2 separate regions of the Homo sapiens genome follow, and region 2 is linked to region 1. A link is a loop called in an ENCODE intact Hi-C map of the cell type or tissue named here. Cell type or tissue: Calu3. All regions are shown on one strand. Each heading gives the region's core, and the rest is flanking DNA. Links, peaks and the distances in the headings are about the cores only.

Region 1 (10,708 bases), core at 2,141-7,140:
CTCTAGTCACAGAGGTTCCGGCCACACAGCTGGTGCCAGAACAAGGGTCTGGCTCTTCTGTTAATCAGCCTTACTGAAATGAGCTGCAAACACAACCGAATGCTTGAGCTGACCTATGATCCTTCTGATTCAGGAATGTCTCATTTAATGCATCAACGGGCTTGAGTCTCCCCTTCCAGTGTGGGAGAACATGAACTACTTACATATCTTCTTAGGCCGGAAGGAGGGAGGCATTTCTCAAAAGCTATTCCTGAATGTCTTCCTCTTGTGATTTTAAGGGAGGAGGAGGCTTGTGGGGGTGGGGGATGGATAACATTCTTCAGTTTCTGGCTGGGATGCCAGCCCAAAAATCTTTTATTTTTTTTTTCTGCACCATATGGATACAGGAAAAATATAAAGGATGTGTTCTTTGCCCTTGAGGAATTTATAATCTGGTTGGGGGGCAGCCAAACTGCTGCTGGGTAGCCTCAGATCGGGTGCAGCATGAGCTGGTGAGAGGCCGTGTGTGCTGTCCCAGCAGGCCCCAGCTGTTCCCTTTTCTCGGGGTCTCGGCCTGAGCTCCGCCTGGGGCTGCAGGTCAGTGGGCTGCAGGCAGGCACTGTCTCATTTCTTTTGTTTCATAGCATTGGTTTTGGCCACAGTCAGGAATTTTTCAAACTAAAAGCTTCTGGTGAACAGTCTCTGGTTCAAGTTCACAAGCCACATCATTAATCATGAATAAATGGTTGTAGAACACCCTTTCTCTTGCCAGGGAAAATACAGAGAGTTATAAACACACAAACAAATAAACACACAGCGCCCCCAACTAGAAAATTGATACCTTCTGTGGCCAGGGCATTTTCAGAATTGGAAGACTTTAGACACCACCAGGTTAAGCCCTGTCATTTCAGTTTAGGGACAGAGAAGTAAAGGCCCATGTTCCATCGATGAGAGATAATCTATTAAATAGCCCATATTTTCTGACTCCTCAACCAGTATTTTTTCCCATGGTAGAATTTGAGAATGCCTGTTAATGTGGACTGAGTTCATGTCATTCCACTGTATGTAAAATGAGAGGAGATGAATTTCTAAGTGATAGCTTCGTTTTTACTTTTTGATTAGGTGACTACCTAAAGGCAACATGAGCAGTAAGAAAATAAAAGTTTTTTTTTTTGTTTCGAGACAGAGTCTTGCTCTGTCTCCAGGCTGGACTGCAGTGGCACGATCTCCACTCCCTGCAACCTCCGCCTCCCGGGTTCAAGTGATTCCCCTGCCTCCTGAGTAGCTGGGACTATAGGTGCGCGCCACCACACCTGGCTAATTTTTTGTATTTTAGTAGAGACAGGGTTTCACCATGTTGACCAGGATGGTCTTGATCTCCTGACCTTGTGATCTGCCCGACTTGGCCTCCCGAAGTGCTGGGATTACAGGAGTGAGCCACCATGCCCAGCCAAAAAATTTTTTTTTGAGAAGGAGTCTTACTCACTGTCACCTAGGTTGAAGTGCAGTGGAGACATTTCAGCTCACTGCAACCTCCACCTCCTGGGTTCAAGCGATTCTCCTGCCTCAGCTTCCCAAGTGGCTGGGATTACAGACACGCCACCACGCCCGGCTAATTTTTGTATTAGAAAATGAAAAGTTAATTTATCTAATTGGGTTTTTGTCTCTGTCAGGTATGAGAACAGAGTAAAGATGGGCTGGGATGGGGAGAGAGAAGGGCCTGGGTCTGCAGATTAGATGGCCCATCAGAGCAAGTTAGGGGCTGAGGTGGGTTTATAGCAGAAGCAAGAGAGATAACATCTAAGTGAAGGTGGGAAAGAGCAGGGGCTGATGTCTGGCAGCGGCAGCAGGGAGCGGGGATCTGTCAAGAAGAGAACCAGCAAGACTCCAGTCCAAAAGGACTTGTGACCAAGGCAGGGATTCAGCCATGGGAAATGAAGAACATCCCCAGATACTGAAATGGGCTGCTGAGCCAAGGACTGAGTTATGAGAAGTAAGGCAAAATTTTAGAACTAGGCACAGAGTTCTACCTGGATCAACAACAGGGCTCACTAGTGGAGTTGAGCCTGTGGAGTCTAGAGTCTGTCAGGTTGGGATTCCTTAATTTCTTCCAAACCATGAATGGGTTCTGGTGTAAGGCTTAAGTCAGCAGGAGGGAACAGGGAGTCGGGCTGGTAACTGTAGGAGGTAGATGGGAGCAGAGCCTAGAATTTGGAAATGGATGAATTAAAAGCAGCTGGACAGTTCAACACAGAAGGGATTGGAGGTATGTGAAGGAGAATGGGCCCAAGGTCAGCTCAGAAAGGCTTGGCTTTCCTGGTTCTCAAAAATTTTAAAGAAAAGCTGTTAATTAGAATGGTTGTTCATCAATGTATAAAAAAATAGAAAGGCAGAGTCTAGAGGCAAATGTTGGCAGTGCCTGTACAAACACTAACCGGAATAAAGGATGTGAATGTTATCAATAAACTTGGAGTTTCTGGGTCTCACTGCTTGTATTAGTCTGTTTTCACACTCCTATAAAGAACTACCTGAGACTGGGTAATTTATGAAGAAAAGAGGTTTAATTGACTCACAGTTCTGCAGGCTATACAGGAAGCATAGCTAGGAGGTCTCAGGAAACATAATCATGGTGGAAGTTGAAGGGAAAGCAGGTATGTCTTACCATGGTGGAGGAGGAGTGAGAAAGCGAGAGAGAGAATGTGCCACATACGTTTAAATCATCAGATCTTGTGAGAACTCACTATCATAAGAACAGCAAGGGGGAAATCACCCCCATGATCCAATCACCTCCCACCAGGCCCCTTTCCTGACACATGGGGATTACAATTCGATATGAGATGTGGTGGAGACAGAGTCAAACCATATCACTGCTGGACTAGGACTTTGGTGAAGAAGCTATGAATTATGTGGATTGTCTTATAGAAGCTCCTCTTGCCTCCCTCTGGTTCCACACCCTCTAGACAACCTTCTGAGTGAGATTTGACTCCTTATATAGGCAGGACACACCAATAAGTATGCTCTGGTGCAAAGGAAGTTTAGTTTCATTGTAATACATTGAGTTTCTGATTTAGACATTGGTCTCTGTGAGCTTGGTTAAAGTGTGATTGTCATTAAAAGATGAATCTGTTCTTGATGTGTTGTCAAAATCTGCTTTTGTAAAGCTGATGGTGATACGGGAATGCTGGGAAGGGAAGAGCATGGTCCCTTTAAATGATATGGAAGAGGGGAAGGGAAGTGTTGGGTAGAGGAGGGTGTGGTCCCTGGCTAGGGCTCTATCCCCCCCATGGACCTAGGTGAGGACAAGCATTTCTGCTGTGGCGGCCAAATGTTGCAGTTTCCAAGACCACCCTGGCCTGCCATGCCCCCATGCTGGGCCTATAAAAACCGGAGACCCTAGCAAGGCAGAGACAGAAGCTGCTGGACGGCGGGAGGAACACATTGGCCGAAGAACACAAGCGGCTGGACATTGAGAGGATGCCAAGGGAAGCACGCCTGCGGCAGAGCGGAAGAGCACGCCTGCGGCAGAGCACGCCTGCGGCAGAGACACTGACAGATGCAGCAGGCTAGCAGACGGAAGGAGGTGGAGTTTGGCCAGGGCAGTGGGTGGAGAGCCTGGGTCACCCAGCAACTTGACTCTGGGGGAAAACCACCTCCCTACTGGCTCCCCCATCTGCTGAGAGCTATTTCCACCCAATAAAACCTTGAACTCATTCTCCAGGCCCAGTTGTGATCTGATTCTTCCAGTACACCAAGGCAAGAACCCGGGATACAGAAAGCCCTCTGTCCTTGTGACAAGGTAGAGGGTCTAATTGAGCTGGTTAACACAAGCCACCTATAGACGGCAAACTAAAAGAGCGAAACTAAAGAGCACCTGGTAACACATGCCCACTGGGGCTTCAGGAGCTGTAAACATTCACCCCTAGACACTGCTGTGGGGTCGGAGCCCTACAGCCTGCCGGTCTGTATGCCCCCCTAGAAGTTTGAACAGCGGAGCACTGAAGAAGTGAGTCACACCCCCATTGCACACCCTGCAAGAGGGACAAGGGAACTTTTCCTGTTTCAATGGGGATTGGCAAAGGCATCTCAAAAAAGGGCAGCTTCCAAACAGAGACTCAAAGGACTTTGTAGGAGTTGGAGAGAGTGTAGTAGAGTGAGGGGGAAAGATGAGAATACAAGAATTTCTTTCTTTCTTTTTCTTTTTTTTTTTTTGAGACGGAGTCTTGCTCTGTCGCCCAGGCTGGAGTGCAGTGGCGTAACCTTGGCTCACTGCAAGCTCCACGTTCCGGGTTCACGCCATTCTCCTGCCTCAGCCTCTGGAGTAGCTGGGACTACAGATGCCCGCCACCGCACCCAACTAATTTTTCTATACTTTTTTTAGTAGAGACGGGGTTTCACCCTGTTAGCCAGGATGGTCTTGATCTCCTGACCTCATGATCCACCCGCCTCAGCCTCCCAAAGTGCTGGGATTACAGGCGTGAGCCACCGCAGCCTGGCCAACAAGAATACAAGAATTTCAATAAGTGGTCTGACTTGGGAGGTATAAAGGTGAAGACAGCAAACATTAAAAAGTCCTTGCGGTGGGGCGTGGTGGCTCATGCCTGTAATCCCAGCACTTTGGGAGGCCGAGGTGGGCGGATCACGAGGTCAGGAGATTCAGACCATCCTGGCTAACACCGTGAAACCCCATCTCTCCTAAAAATACAAAAAATTAGCCGGGTGCGGTGGCGGGCGCCAGTAGTCTCAGCTACTCCAGAGGCTGAGGCAGGAGAATGGTGTGAACCTGGGAGGCGGAGCTTGCAGTGAGCTGAGATTGCGCCACTGCACCCCAGCCTAGGCGACAGAGCGAGACTCCGTCTCAAAAAAAAAAAAAGTCCTTGCAAAAACTTGTCTCAGAAAGGGAAAAAAAGTGAGATACAAAGGTAGTTAGAGCAGCGGTCGCCAACCTTTTTGACACCAGGGACTGGCTTTGTAGGAGACAATTTTTCCATGGACGGGGGAGGGATGGTTTTGGGAAGTAACTGTTCCATCTCACATCATCAAGCATTAGATTCTCATAAGGAGTGTGCAACCTAGATCTCTAGCATGCGCAATTCACAATAAGGTGCGTGCTCCTATGAGAATCTAATGCTGCCGCCTATCTGACAGCAGGTGGAGCTCAGACAGTAGAGCTCGCTCAACCGCCGCTCACCTTGTGCTGTGCAGCCGGTTCCTTACAGGCAGGGGGATGGGACCCCTGAGTTGCAGAACCGGTTTCCCTTGAGGTTCTTGACATAATGGACACTCATCTTCACTCCAAAAAGTTTGCTTTTTCTCCCTCTGTGTTGGTGGGTAGTTGGTGAGGAGTGTCATCTGGTAGCTTACCTGGTGATGGAGGGGAGAGCTCTGTTTTCACAGGCTATTCTCAAAATCTTAAAAGCCCAGAGATTTGGCCTTGCCTCCCACTTTCTAACACTTCTCTTCATCACTTCAGAATGGATCAGCACTTAGGAGATCTGAAAGTTAATCTGCTTAGCAATCTGGTTGCTAGGTATTAATATATAGAAAATAAATGTTTTTTCCCTTCTCCTTGAATCAGGAAAAAGCCTGATTGAAAGAAGGATCTAGGAGGGATTTAGAAGAAGTCCTTCTCCTTTCCATGACTCTGAGGTTTGTGAAGTCTATCTGAGTGGTTTGTTGCCACTACATGCTCTTTGCTAAAAGGGGTAATTGAGTGAAGGAAACGTGAAGGAACCACAGGTAAAGAAAATTAGGATAGTGCTCCAAAGTGATCTCAGCTCCATAGGATCCCTTCCAGGGTGGGTCCTGAAACTCTAGATCAGAACACGTAAATGTTTGTATTTGGCCAACCTGCTTTCAATTATTAGCATTCACAGACCGATTGTGCTGTATGATGCAGTTGAGTGATAGTGAGTGAAAGGCCAATTGGCCATGGAAAATCACCTGGTGAAGATCACAGTGAGTGCTCTCCCTGTCATGGAGCTTGCCGGTAAAGAATGCTGCACTGTTCTTTCAGAACCACATTGATAAATGTCCCCTGAAGAAATTAACATTCCCATCTCTACTGACTCATCTGATGGGAACAATCAGTTCACAAACCGATGTGTGGGCTAACCCACATGGCCCATCCACCAAACATTGCAAAGTATATCTTTTTTCCCCATATGCTAACAAGTGATGGGGAAAAGGAAGCTGTTCTCCCCACTCCACCCACCTTTCAATATCGATTGACCTGCATTCATCTCATATTCTGGGAATCAGGAATATGCTAAATATTGTAATGGTAGTCAGGTAGAGAACAGGGACAGAAGACCTAGGAAAAGGAAAGGAGTGGGGAGATATTTTATCATTCAATATATTATTATTTTGTCAGAGGCTATTATTAGACTCCTTACACTCAATGAAAAATAAACAAAATAAGCCTTTGAACCCATTTGAACAAGGACAAACATGCAGGTGGGTTATTTATTCACACATATCTGCCTGCCTGTCCCTTTCCACTAAGACTATTTTGGAACCTACTGGAGATGATTTCTGTATGTCATAAGCAAGTCATCAGGCAAAAATAGTGAGTCTTTACCAAGTTGTACCATTAACTAGGAATGATAAGAGTGTGTTTATACATAGCATTTAGTTTATGAAAATACAGATCTCCTGTTTGCGGCTCCCATTAACTTGTCCAACAAAACAAATCCATCGATTGGCTTTAGCTGTAGGTGGCTTGTTTTCCAACTGCCTCTTTTCTCCTGACTTAAGAGACAGATGTAATTTAAAATGGGGATTAGAAATAACTGTCCTGAAATCCATGTAATTCTGGTTTTGCTGCTGGTAAAGGTTATTGTATAATTAGCTGATTCATAACAAACTGTAAGTATCATATCAGAAAATAGAACCCTTTGGAAACTAATGACAGATGATCTACAAATAGATAGCCTAGCAATGTAAACATTAGTGGGGGGAATTCATTAAGTTCCTGCTAAAAGCATTTGATTTAATTTTGCCTATCTTTTATCAGATTTTTTCACGTATAAGCCAAAATGACAAATGATAATTATCTTGAAGGCATGTGGCATGATAAATTGGAAGACACGTGATGTGTTTTCTCATTTTTCACAGTCTCAGATTTTCTTTTTTTGGTCTGGTTTGTTGTGTTACAAAAAGCTCATGATTTTTCACCCATAGTTCACCTCCTGGGAAATACCATAATTAAGGTCTCAAGAATGAAATAGGCTGGTACAGTCATCGAATGACAATGAGCCATCCATGGTGTTGGGACATCAATGTAATAACATAAAAACTATTGGTTTTGAAAATTTTCCTCTATATAATTGCTGTTTCCACTTCTATAAAACTGAGGTTAATTTAAGATAGATTTATTTCTAGTCAGTCCCACTAATGTTCCAGGACTTTTCATATTCTGTATCATTTGATATGTATTGTCATAAAGCTTTTATATTTTTCAAACACTTCAGCAGTTTTATGCATTGAGTTTGTTATGAAATGTCATTGTGTCACTTTATGGGATCCTATTTAAAGAAAGTCAGTAGCTAGGAAAAGAGATGAGAAACATTTATAATTTGACCCTAAACTCAAGGGCAATATAGGACTTAGTAAAAGAGAATTTATAAATTTCTCAGGTGCTCTTCATAAAAACAAAGTCAAAACAAAGCAAAACAAAAAGAAAACCCAAGGTGAAACCACATCAAACAAAAAGTTTACTTGGTAATCACCTGGTAACCAGATATTGGGTTTTATGAATAAGAAATTCCAGACGAGGTGTCGTGTTCTGGAACAACCCTTCCTATATTTCACAATCATGTAAAGCCTAGCTCAAATGTCCCTTTCTCTACCTCCCAGGAAGAATTAGGGACTCCCACACTCATATACTGTAGCATTTTGTTCATACATATGCTTCCTCTCACATGGTCAAATGGTTAGTTTTTTATCTGTTTGACTGCCAAGCAGTGGACTTTGCCCTATCCATCTTTGTTTTTTTTTAGTGTCTAAGGCCTGGCAAACGGAAGGAGCTCAGATGACACTTTTGAAAAAGCAGGCTGTTTATATGACTTCAGCTCTTAGAATATTAAGAATTGCATCATCATTGCACGGGAAGAAAAAGGTCTGATTGGATCCTTCTCTCTCAACAACTGCCTTAATGGTTTAGTGGCAGGATGGCTGGGTGTACGTGGCAGGATGGCTGGGTGTACGTGGCAGAAAATGGAGCAGAAGTTTGACATTAGTTTAGTGTCAATAATGCATATTATTGAATTTACACAATATAGATGTTTGAGGCCTTTTTTAATTGGGCCTTTCCAGGATCAAAGAGACTTGCATTAAATTTATTATTTTGTTTATATGGAGATCCTTCTGTTTCTCCAATTGTTCTGGGTATTCTTTTTTGAAGCAGTTGTAGCTGATGTCTTCCCTAAGAGGAGAGGAGTTGAACTATATCTCAAGTTGGGCCATAGGACAGCTGTATAAGCAGTTGCTTTTGCAGTATCAGATCCGAGGAATATCAAAATACTCTTGTCCTGAAATACATCGTGAAACTCATCTCCTCCCAATAACATGCTCCTCTTTAAGGATAGGAATCGAAAGGTTTTGGATATTGTTCTGGTTTTTGGAGTTGCCTCTTCCAGCACTACTGGGCACTCAGCTCTGGTTTCTGGCTGTGGCCCCTTCCTTTGGTAAGTGGCATCCCTGTTCTGAAGACACTCAACTACCCTGAGAGTGTTCCTGTGAATCTGATTCTTATCTTTAACCATGTAGGAAAGATGACAGGCCTCTCAGTTTTGCAGAAATCAGGAGATTTGCCAGCACTGAACCAATTGCGTGTGATCACCATCACCTGTTGACTTCTGGTGGGGATGTGTGGTCTCTCCCTTCCCCCATCCCTCCCTGTGTTTCAGCCTTAGTTTGCCTCACTCTTTAAGTCACCTACTAGACCTCCATAGGCATGTGAGTTAGCCGTCCATGCATTCCACCTCTGACCATAAGCCTGTTCTTGAGGACCATCATGCTTTCCATATGATGGTGGCTGCCATTCATTAAATACCATCTATACCCAGATTGCCCACACTGAAAGTGAGATAATCAACTGTTGTGCTCCTAGCCAAGATTAACAGGAAGAGTATATTCTTTTTTTGCTTTTATTTTATTTTATTTATCAAGAGATTAAGACAAAGATGAGCCTACAGTTCACAACCGTATGTGAAGATGATGCAGTTGCCTTACTCTGTAGAGTGAAGCCAAAACCACAGACAGAAATAAGCATAGTAGGCTATGAGAAGATGAAATTTAGCACTGTGTTTGGGATGGGCATCTGAGGAAGTTGTGTTCAGAGCACCCTGGATCTTCTTTTGGTGGCTTTAGGTCTCCCCATCCTGTTGCCCTATTTCTGAGCCAGGAGCTAAACTTGAACTGATGCCTAGCTGCTCCTCTTTCACCCCCTTCCCCAACCAAGAATGAAAATAAGAAGGATTAGTGGTGGTACATAGCCTGGTTTTTCTTTTTCTTTTCACAGCTCCATTTCAATCCTAAAAGGTACACTCTCTATCTGTGTGACACACAAATCACTTTGCTTTCTTTTAGAAATGGCCTATTATAAGAAAAAATTATAGGTCCGTATTCTACCTTTTTAAAAGTTATAATAATTACTCTTGGTATTTAAAGAGAATAGTTACATAACATAATTTTAAGTGAATATAATGGTTGAAAAGATGCTTTAGTGTGGAAAATAGACAAAATGATTTAACATTTTGAAAAATCACATTCTGACCTCATTCTAATACATGCCATCAGTAAATTAAATTTGAGATGCATTCCATTCGTGACTGACTTGCTTACAAAGGACACAAGAGCCTTGAAAGAGATTCTGTTTGTTAGCTTATTTCTTTGCAGTTGAACTGGCAGAGTAAACACAGGGAGGAGACGGTTGAGGTGTGGTTAGATCAAGCCCTTTTCAGTGCCCCGTTCTCCTATGGAGCACTTATAAATGACATGAGGAAGGTAGTATTTAGACTGATCATTAGAGGAAAGATCAGCATGTTGTTAGGAAAGTTTACTTCTAAGGAACCTTGTAATTTGGCCAAAGAAAAGGTTACTGGACTTCAGGCATCTCCGCGATGAGGAAGTGGTCTCTGTGGTCAGCAGCCTGGGCACAGTTTTGATGGGGTTGGTGAGTGTTGTCTGGTTTCCAGATAGTCTGGACAGAAGAGGACAAACGTAGGAGAAAAGAGGATGGAGACAGTATTTCTGTTTTGCTGGCTGTTCCTGCTAAGGGAAAATTGGTTATCTGTTGAGGATCCCACGTGTCATATTTGTGGGCGCTGATGGCAGGAAAGAAGAATGGATGGCATCAGGAGTGGGGAGCCTCAGGCTGGGAAAACATGCCAGACAGTCTCAGCTGCGTCTTTTGGCAAACCATGGTGTTGCCATAAAATTATTATTCCGTAAAGCCTTGAGATTACTCAGCTGTGTCAATATATTTTTCATTGTTACTTTTACAATTTGTAAAATTAAAAATTGCTTTTTTCTTGTTATAAAAGCCATTTTTTATTATTTGAATTATAAATATTAGAAAGTACAGGTAAGGAATGAGAAGATTAAAAACACTCCTAATCCTACTTATAAGAGTTAAGCACTACCCAACACTTTGAAACAATCTTCATTTAACAAAACACGTGGACATAATTTCTGTCAATAAATGCTCATGTAAGTTACATCTGAGAGA
Region 2 (10,708 bases), core at 2,706-7,705, 110 kb after region 1:
GGGAGAGCAGGAGGAACAAAGAGGGGGAAGAAAAAAGATACACAGAAGAACCATCTATTGATCTAGAATGTTTGGAAATGTTTATTTTGGTTGACAGAAGGCTGCCCTTCATCTCATTCACAGTCAAACAAGTCTTAAAGATGTCATTTAACACCAAAACTAAACTGGGCATCAGTTAATTTGTTTCATATCATGATCAAAGTCTTATGATTTTAACTTCTAGTTATTATTGTGAATCTCTAAGAAAAACTCTGGTTCTATTGAGTCCAGATAGATGGATTTTACTGCATTCATTGTATACCATGGACAATTGTTTCAGATGCCATTTGTTGTCCCGAGTTGTCATGTCCTAGCCTGCCTCACTGGTTCCAATCTATTATTTCAACAGAAAAGAGAAAACATTTCCATGGAAGAGGAAACAGGAAATTCCAACAGATCAGCAACAGTTGGAGTGCTAACCTGTCACTGGAATGGGAAAAAAAATGCTGTCGTTGACACATCTTTTCCTTGTTTTTGACACAAATTAGGTAACTCACTGTCTCTTCACAAAATTGATGGGGGTGTGAAAAATGTCTATGCAGTATATAGAGATATTCATAACAAAGACTTATGCTACGAAAAATGTCCTTTGTTCACAATAGAAAGAATAACTCATGCTTTACATAATTTGCACATATATATTTTGTTGTTGTAAATCCTGGTTTGCTCACTAAGCTGAAGTTCATTTTCTCACCATGATTCTTGAGCCCAAAACTCTGATGAATCAAAAGGATCAAATATTGGGCTCCTACATTTTATGTGCAGTAGTTGTGCAGTTCACCTCACTGGGTCTGCATTAAAGCCCCCACTTTAATGAAAAGGATTGTTTCTTATTCTCAAAAGCAATTTTGAAATTCGGACTCAGAGACTTTTTATTCCTATGTTTTGTGTTTCTTGAAAGAATAATCCCAGATATAAGGATAATTACCCTATTTTTGATTATTTAAAAATATATTCAATATTCACTCAAAAATACATATGATTTCTGGTTTCGATAATTGTATTAGGGTGATATATAATGTTAATCCTAGGGGAAACAAAGTGAAAGGAATGGAAATGTAAAAAGAAAAATATTTATTGACCTGCTACCGTGGGCCAGGAATTGTGGGAGGTACTTGGTATACAATGGTAATTAACCAGACAGAACCAATAATTCCCTCCTCTCCTCATTTAGTTATGAAGTTGTCATTTAATCATACCAAAGTCTTTTTCACTGCAATTGAAGGTAATTTGTATTTTATTCTCTTCTAGAAACCTTGATTTTACTACTTACTGAGCATTTACAGCATGTTAAGCACTTATTCCTAGGTGTTTTCCATATTTGATTATTTCATTCTTACAAGCACCGACTGAGTAAGTGTTATTACCCACAATTTGCAGATGAGGAAACAAATGTGAGTAAGTTAAATTAGTTACCTCATATATAAAGTGGCTGAGGCCGGGCACGGTGGCTCACACCTGTAATATCAGCACTTTGAGAGGCCGAGGGTGGATACTTGAGGTCAGGAGTTCAAGGCCAGCCTGGCCAATATGGCAAAACCCCATCTCTACTAAAAATACAAAAATTAGCCGGGTGTGGTTGAGCGCCTGTAATTCCAGCTACTCAGGAGGCTGAGGAAGGAGAATCACTTGAACCTGGGAGGCGGAGATTGCAATGAGCTGAGACTGCGCCACTGCATTCCAGCCTAGGCAACAAGAGCGAAACTCCATCTCAAAAATAATAATAATAATGATAATAAAATAAATAATAATAAAGTGGCCGAGCTGGTACTTACTTTCACATGGGATCATCTAAATCTATAGAATGTTCTCATCTCTCCTCACAGCCCATCACTGATGATGAACACCTCCATGCCATGTCCTTCCAGACTTAAATATTCTCTCAGGATAAAGACTGCCAGATTCCTTTCATCATAGCCTAATTATAGCATTTATTACATACTAACAATCTACTTTTCTACCTCCTTCTGTGGTTAACTTAGCAGAACCATAAACTGGACATCAGTTTCTTAATCACGGCTTGGTTAATGTAGAAGGAGTTAAGATAATGGGTGCAGAGCCAATATTATTGCTCATCTTCTGATGAACATCACGTAGATAACAAAGAACTTTTGTGCCAGCGATGTGAGTGGGTTTGAAGTATCTCTACTTAAATGCTACTTCCACCATCCCTTTATAATTTTTTCTCAAGCTAGCCTTTTGTTTCCAGTTACCATTTAAAGTCAGAAAAGAAATCCTTGAATAAATTATTAAATTTAACTTCTTAACTTTAATATGAAAAGGTCTCACCAAGGGATGCCTAAGTTGTCTGGGCTAGAAAGTATACTGGTTCTTTTTAACTCAGTGGTATGGAAATTTTAGGATAACAAAGAGGCAGAGAGAAAACAAGGCACATATTTTTTCCCAACAAACATGAAGTTCAAACATTACTCACCATCTCTTAGCTTCTATGTGAAGATGGACACACCCTCAAGGCTTCTGGGCCCCAGAGCTGTTGTTGCTTTTTTTTTTTTGAGGCAGAGTCTCGCTCTGTTGCCCAGGCTGGAGTGCAGTGGTGCAATCTCAGGTCACTGTAGTCCCGAGTAGCTGGGACTACAGGCGCCTGCCACCACACTCAGCTAATTTTTGTATTTTTAATAGAGATGGGGTTTCATCATGTTGGCCAGGATGGTCTTGATCTATTGACCTCACGATCCACCCGCCTCAGCCTCCCAAAGTGCTGGGATTACAGGCGTGAGCCACCGCACCCAGCCTGTTGTTGCTTTTTAATGATTGGAGTAGATAGTGCCAGAGCAGGTGCCTATGCGGTATAGTCCAGTCTCCTCATTCCTAGTAAGATCATGTGCAAATTTCTCTCAGGACTCAGTGCCAGGCAAGTCTACAGTTCTTCCAGTAAGTAAATTGCTTCTCTCAGACATTGTGAATGCCTTTTCTTTTTGTTTAGCTGGTAAGAAGCTTAATTCCAAATTTAAGGCTCTACTATGTTGTCCTCAACTTGGTTTTGGCTTCATCTTACTTTCCCATTATCATCTTTCATTAATCCTGATTTCTTTCTTTACTTTTATGCTTTATGTATCTCTGAAAGCAGCTTGAAATTCTTTCGAGAATGAGGCTACATGTAAATAATCAATACTACTACTAATAATATTTGAGCAGCTTTATCCTTTATCATCTCTACATCCCAAATAATTATACTGTTAACAGTTCAATGAAATATTCTGTTGTCTAGGGGGAAGAGCCAGGGCTCTACCAGGGCCCGCCATGGTAAAAATCTGACTTCAGTGATCTTTATAAAATTTTTACAGGTTAATTTTGCATCTGAGAAAGAGAACATACGCCTATATTGACATTTTTATAGTTCTTAATATCCACTGTCTCTTTCCAAAGAAATTAATCAATTATAACTGCCACCAACCATGAGTGAGATTGCCTGAATTTGTGTATCTTTGCTGAAACAGGGATTTATAGCTTTACTTTCCCCCCTACATTTGTAATACATGCCAGTCATTTCTAAGGTTGTTTTCTCAATTTGGGGACCATAGATTTCTGGGATACTTCATAGATCCTGAGAAAGTTCCTGGTTTCATAAAATGATTTTGATGGAAAAGAGGAATTAGGTCACTCTTCTGCAATAAATCTTTTGCTATGAAATTTAAAGATGAAGACTGTGATTAAGAATTAAGAGGCCGGGCGCGGTGGCTCACACCTGTAATCCCAGCACTTTGGGAGTCTGAGGCGGGTGGATCACCTGAGGTCAGGAGTTTGAGACCAGTCTGGCTAACATGGCGACACCCCGTCTCTACTAAAAATACAAATGTAATCCCAGCTACTCGAGAGGCTGAGGCAGAAGAATGGTGTGAACCCGGGAGGCAGCGGTTGCAGTGAGCCGAGATCACGCCACTGCACTCCAGCCTGGATGACAAGAGTGAAACTCCGTCTCAAAAAAAAAAAAAAAGAATTAACGACATTTTAAGAGATGAAAATGGATGCTAAGAAGAAAGATTAATTCATCCTTTCTAGTTAGGAGAGAAGAAGGCTGAGCTGTAACATATAATGAAGCTTTATGTAAGGCATTTGATACAGGTTTATTGGATAAATAAATGAATTTAATAGTCATCTAATTATGTTACCAAAAATTGAAAAATAGATAAGGCTACGTAAATCTTATTTTGCCTAGAACACATTAACATCTTTATGTCTGTCTACATTGTTTTCAATGACAAAGTCAAAGTACAATAATATAGGACCATAACAGTTCAAACCCTCATGCATTTTAAAAGGAAAATTAATCCATACGATCTAAGTTTATTTGCACTTAAATCATTGCAATGTTGAATAGTAAAGATGACCTGATATCTAAAGAAGCTTCTGGGTTTTTAAAAACAACAACTTCTATCAGTTTTTGCCAAAAATAAAATGCATTTAAGAATCAGAAGGTTTTATAAAGTGTAGCCCAGCCTTTTGAGCAGGTTTTACACTTGGTGTTGTAAACCCTGCCATTGTATCAAGACATATCTCTGAAAATGGAAAAAGACAACAAAAACAAAAAACCCAGAGCCTACTGAAAATGTGGATAGTACAAAGCTAGTGAAACAGTCAGCTTCTGAAGCCAATATTTTCATCATGTCATCACTTATTAATAAAAACAAATGTTCGCATTCTTCTCTACTTTCCCACAAAATATTCTGTTTGTGAAAAGGTTGATTCATTTCAGTTAAATATAAACAGTTAACTATGAATATGTCTCTGCTGCCAAAGGAAAGTTATCCCTGGTAGGGGAGACAAACAAGGGTCAAAACATTATGAGTAAGGATAGTATGTGGTTAAGTGTTACAAGAAAGCTTCAAAGTACTGTGGGACACAAACCCGGAAAAGATTAATTTGGCAGAGATCAGACTGGGGAAAACTCGATGGAAGGGGTAAAGCATTAGATATTATAAATTTTAACACTTCAGCTGAAATAACTAAATATAGCTATGTGTTGCTTAATGATGGGAAAAGGTTCTGAGAAATGCATTGTTAGGCAATTTCATCATTGTGCGAGCATCATAGTGTACTTATACATTCTTAGACAGTGTAGCCCGCTCCACACCAAGGCTCTGTGGTGTAGTCCATTGCTCCTAGGCTACAAACCTGTACAGCATGTGACTGTACTGAATACTGTAGGCAGTTGTAACACAATGGTAGGTATTTGTGTATCTAAACATTCTATCTATAGAAAAGTTACAGTAAAAATACGGTCTTATAATCTTATGGGACCACCATCATATATGTGGTCCATCATTGTCTGAAACATTGTTAGGTGGTGCAGGACTGTACATGATTTTACTATTTGCCAGGTGAAGAAGGAACATGGAATTAGACAGACTGTATAAAGTTTGGGCTTCTCCTGCTGGAATAGATCATGGAATAGAGATATGTGCCTCAGACAGGTAATAAGAGTAATAGATTCAGGACAAGTAAAATGGGAAGAAAGAGGAGATAAGATATTAGTCCAGGCAGCTTTCTTTTACTTTCTGATTTTACTTCTTTCATAAAGAAGAACACCTCTGAACTTTTGCTCCAGCCCTTTTACCACCACCAGTAATGATTCCTCCACTGCCTACCTAGAGTCCATCTCCAAACCAGTTCTTCAAGGCTAAGTTCAAAAATCATCAATTCTGTGAAAGCTTTCTTTATCCTTCAGGTGGAATTTTTGACTCCCTCCTTTGGGTTTTAACAGCACTTAGATTTTATTCTTTTTTAAAATGTATTTTGTATTTCAATAGGTTTTTCTGGGAGCAGGTGGTGGTTGGTTACATGAATAAGTTCTTTAGTGGTGATTTCTCAGATTTTGGTGCACCCATCACCTGAGCAGTGTACCCTGTACCCAATGTGTAATCTTTATCCCTCGCCCCCTCCCACCATTTCCCCTGAATCCCCAAAGTCCGATGTATCATTTTTATGCCTTTGCATCTTTATAGCTTAGCTCTCATTTATGAGCGAGAACATACGATGTTTGGTTCTCCATTCCAGAGTTAATTCACTTAGGATAATAATCCAGGTTGCTGTGAATGCCCTTATTTTGTTCCTTTTTATGGCTGAATAGTATTCCATGGTATGTATATGTATATGTATATGTATATGTATATGTATATGTATATGTATATGTATATGTATACGTATATGTATATGACATTTTCTTTATCCACTCATTGATTGATGGGCGTTTGGGCTGGTTCTATGTCTTTGCAATTGTAAATTGTGCTGCTATAAACATGCATATGCAAATATCTTTTTCATTTCATGACTTCTTTTCCTCTGGGTAGATACGCAGTAGTGGGATTGCTGGATCAAATGGCAGATGTACTTTTAGCTCTCTAAGGAATCTCTGTACTGTTTTCCATAGAGGCTGTAGTAGTTTACATTCCTACCAACAGTGTAAAAGTGTTGCCTTTCCACCACATCCATATGAACATCTATTATTTTTTGATTTTTAAATTATGGACATTCTTAGAGGAGTAAGGTGGTATCGGATTGTGGTTTTGATTTGCATTTCCCTGATAATTAGTGATGCTGAGTATTTTTTCATATGTTTATTGGCCACTTGTGTATCTTCTTTTGAGAATTGTCTATTCATGTCCTTAACCCACTTTTTAATAGGATTGTTTGTTTCGTTCTTGCTGATTTGTTTGAGTTCTTTGTAGATTCTGGACATTAATCCTTTGTTATATATTCAGATTGTGAAGATTTTCTGTCATGCGTAGGTTGTCTGTTTACTCTGCTGATTATTTCTTTTGCTGTGCAGAAGCTTTTTAGTTTAATTAAGTTCCATCTATTTGTCTTTGTTTTTGTTGCATTTGCTTTTGGGTTCTTGGTTATGAAGTCTTTGCCTAAGCCAATGTCTGGAAGGGTTTTTCTGATGTTATCTTCTAGAATTTTTATAGTTTCAGGTCTTAGATTTAAATCTCTGATCCATCTTGAATTGACTTTTGAATAAGGTCAGAGACGAAGATCCAGTTTCATTCTTCTACATGTGGCTTGCCAATTATCTCAGCACCATTTGTTGAATATGGTATCCTTTCCCCACTTTTATGTTTTTGTTTGCTTTGTCAAAGATCAGTTGGCTGTGAGTATTTTGCTTTATTTCTGGGTTCTCTATTCTGTTCCATTGGCTTATGTGCCTGTTTTTATACCAGTACCATGCTGTTTTGGTGACTATGGCATTGTAGTGTAGTTTGAAGTCAGGTAATGTGATGCCTCCAGATTTGTTCTTTTTGCTTAGTCTTGCTTTGGCTATGTGGGCTCTTTTTTGGTTCCCTATGAATTTTAGGATTTTTTTTTTCTCTAGTTCTGTGAAGAATGATGGTGGTATTTTAATGAAAATTGCATTGAATTTGTAGATTGCTTTTGGCAGTGTGGTCATTTTCACAATATTGATTCTACCTATCCATGAGCATGAGATATATTTCCATTTGTTCGTGTCATCTATGATTTCTTTTGGTGGCGTTTTGTAGTTTTCCTTGTAGGTGTCTTTCACCTCCTAAGTATTTTATTTTTTGCAGCTATTGTAAAAGGGGTTGAGTTCTTGATTTGATTCTCATCATGGTTGCTGTTGGTGTATAGGAGAGCTACTGATTTGTGCACATTAATTTTGTATTCTGAAACTTTGCTGATTTCATTTATCAGTTCTAGGAGTTTTTTGGAGGAGCCTTTAGGGTTTTCTAGGTATAGGACCATATCATCAGCAAACAGTGACAGTTTGACTTCCTCTTTACTGATTTGGATGTCCTTTATTTCTTTCTCTTGTCTGATTGGTCTGGCTAGGAATTCCAGTACTATGTTGAATAGAGGTGATGAAAATGGGCATCCTTGTCTTGTTTCAGTTCTCAGGGGGAATGCTTTCAACTTTTCCCTGTTTAGTATAATGTTGGTTGTGGGTCTGTCATAAATGGCTTTTATCACCTTAAGGTATGTCCCTTCTATGCCAATTTTGCTGAGGGTTTTACTCATAAAGGAATGCTGGATTCTGTCAGATGCTTTTTCTGCATCTATTGAGATGATCATGTGATTTTTGTTTTTAATTGTGTTTATATGGTATATCACATTTATTGACTTACATATATTAAAGCATCCCTGCAATCCTGGTACGAAATCCATTTGATCATGTTGGATTATCTTTTTGATATGCTGTTGGATTCAGTTTGCTAGTATTTTGTTGAGGATTTTTGCATCTATGTTCATCAGGAATATTGGTCTGTATTTTCTTTTTTTTTGTTATATCCTTCCCTGGTTTTGGTATTAGGATGATGCTGGCTTCATAGATGATTTAGGGGGGATTCCCTCTTTCTCTATCTTTTGGAATAGTGTCAATAGGATTCATACCAATTTTTTAAATATCTGATAGAATTCAGCTGTGACTCCATCTGGTCCTGGACTTTTTTTGTTGGCAATTTTTTTTTATTACAATTTCAATCTTGCTGCTTGTTATTGGCCTGTTCAGTTTCTATATTTTCCTAGTTTAATCTAGGAAGATTGTATATTTCCAGGAATTTATCCATCTTCTCTAGGTTTTCTAGTTTAGGCACTTATAGGTGTTCATAGTAGCCTTGAATCGTGTATTTCTGTGCTATTAGTTGTGATATCTCCTGTTTCATTTCTAATTTAGCTTATTTGGATCTTTTTCTCTTCTTGGTTAATCTCGCAAATGGTCTATCAATTTTATTTATCTTTTTAAAAAACTAGGTTTTTGTTTAATTTACCTTTTGTCTTTTTTTGTGTGTTTGTTTCAATTTCATTTAGTTCTGCTGTGATCTTCGTTATTTCCTTTATTCTGCTGGTTTGGGTTTGGATTGTTCTTGTTTCTCCAGTTCTGTGAGGTGTGACCTTAGATTGTCTATTTGTGCTCTCTCAGGCTTTTTGATGTAGGCATTTAATGGTATGAACTTTCCTCTTAGCACTACTTTTGCTGTATCCCAGAGGTTTTGATAGGTTGTGTCACTATTATCATTCAGCTCAAAGAATTTTTAAATTTCCATCTTGGTTTCATTGTTGACCCAATGATCATTCAGGAGCAGGTTCTTTAATTTCCACATAATTGCATGGTTTTGAGGGTTCCTTTTGGAGTTGATTTCTAATTTTATTCCACTGTGGTCTGAGAAAGTACTTGATATAATTTCGATTTTCTTAAATTGACTGAAACTTGTTTTGTGGCCTATCATATGGTCTACCTTGGAGACTGTTCCATGTGCTGATGAATGGAATGTATATTCTGCAGTCGATGGATAGGATGTTCTGTAAATATCTGTGAAGTACATTTGTTCTAGGTTATAGTTTGAGTCTTTTTTTTTTTTGAGACAGACTCTTGCCCTGTCACCCAGGCTGGAGCACAGTGGTGCAATCTTGGCTCACTGCAACCTCCGCCTCCTGGGTTCAAGCAATTCTGTGTCAGTCTCCTGAGTAGCTGGGACCACAAGCATGCTCCACCATGCCTGGCTAATTTTTGTATTTTTAGTAGACATGGGGTTTCACCATGTTGGCCAGGCTAGGAGTCCATTGTTTCTTTGTTGACCTTCTTTTGATGACCTGTCTAGTGCTGTCAGTGGAGTATTGAAGTCTCCTGCTTTTACTGTGTTGCTGTCTATTTCATTCCTTAGGTATAATAGTGATTGTTTTATAAATTTGGGAGCTCCAGTTGTATATATATAGAGGCATATATATTTAAGAATGTGATATTTTTCTGTTGGACTAGTCCTTTTATCATTATATAATGTCCCTCTTTGTCTTTTTTAACTGCTGTTGCTTTAAAGTTTGTTTTGTCTGATGTGAAACTAACTACTCCCGCTTGCTCTTGGTGTCCATTTGCATGGCATATCTTTTTACACCCCTTTACCTTAAGTTTATGTGAATCTTTAGGTGTTAGGTGAGTCTTCTGAAGACAGCAGAAACTTGGTTGGTGAATCCTTATCCATTCTGCCGTTCTGTATCTTTTAAGTGGAGCATTTAGGCCACTTACATTCAACGTTTAGTACTGGGATGTGAGGTACTATTCTATTTATCGTGTTATTTGTTGCCTGAATACCTTGTTGCTTTTTCATTGTGTTATTGTTATATAGGTCCTATAAAATTTATGCTTTAAGGAGGTTCTATTTTGGTGTATTTGAGGATCTGTTTCAAGATTTAGAGCTCCTTTTAGCAGTTCTTGTAGGGCTGGCTTGGTAGTAGCAAATTCTCTCAGCATTTGTTTTTCTGGAAAAGACTGTGTCTTTCCTTCATTTATGAAACTTAGTTTTGCTGGATACAAAATCCTTGGCTGAAAATTATTTTGTTTAAGCGGGCTAAAAATAGGACCCCAATTCCTTCTAGTTTGTAGGGTTTCTGCTGAGAAATCTGCTATTAATCTGATAGGTTTTCCTTTACAGGTTACCTGATGCTTTCATCCTACAACTTGATACTTTCCTTCAGCTTGACTTTAGATAACCTGATGACTACGTGCCTGGGTGATGATCTTTTTGCAATAAATTTCCCAGGTGTTCTTTGGGCTTCTTGTATTTGGATGTCTAGATTTCTAGCAAGGCCGGGGAAGTTTTCCTTGATTATTCCCTCAAATATGTTTTCCAAATTTTTGGATTTCTCTTCTTCTTTGGGAACATCAATTATTCTTAGGTTTGGTCATTTAACATAATCCCAA

What was found. A loop is a pair of places that touch in the nucleus more often than their neighbours do. Peaks named below come from ENCODE experiments on the same cell type or tissue, not always from the same donor. Only the 100,000 strongest peaks of a DNase experiment are listed, where the experiment ranks them.
Region 2: a loop joins it to region 1, with 3 times the contacts of the local background. A loop is called at or near these places in 2 of 110 quality-filtered maps.

What each region holds. Positions count from the first base shown.
Region 1 is chr3:177,516,289-177,526,996 of GRCh38, forward strand. All of the region lies in intron 1 of LINC00578 (long intergenic non-protein coding RNA 578), which reads left to right. Among named protein-coding and RNA genes, the nearest start is that of LINC00578, 80 kb to the left of the region's middle. RefSeq lists an enhancer at 257-1,021. In Calu3, for the core only: a CTCF peak has its summit at 5,119 (motif pointing right); a DNase peak (open chromatin) is centred at 5,193.
Region 2 is chr3:177,629,029-177,639,736 of GRCh38, forward strand. LINC00578 (long intergenic non-protein coding RNA 578) reads left to right here. Exons shown (of 4, transcript NR_047568.1): 3 at 389-527. Among named protein-coding and RNA genes, the nearest start is that of LINC02015, 180 kb to the right of the region's middle. In Calu3, for the core only: no CTCF peak of the experiment used is centred there; a DNase peak (open chromatin) is centred at 4,893.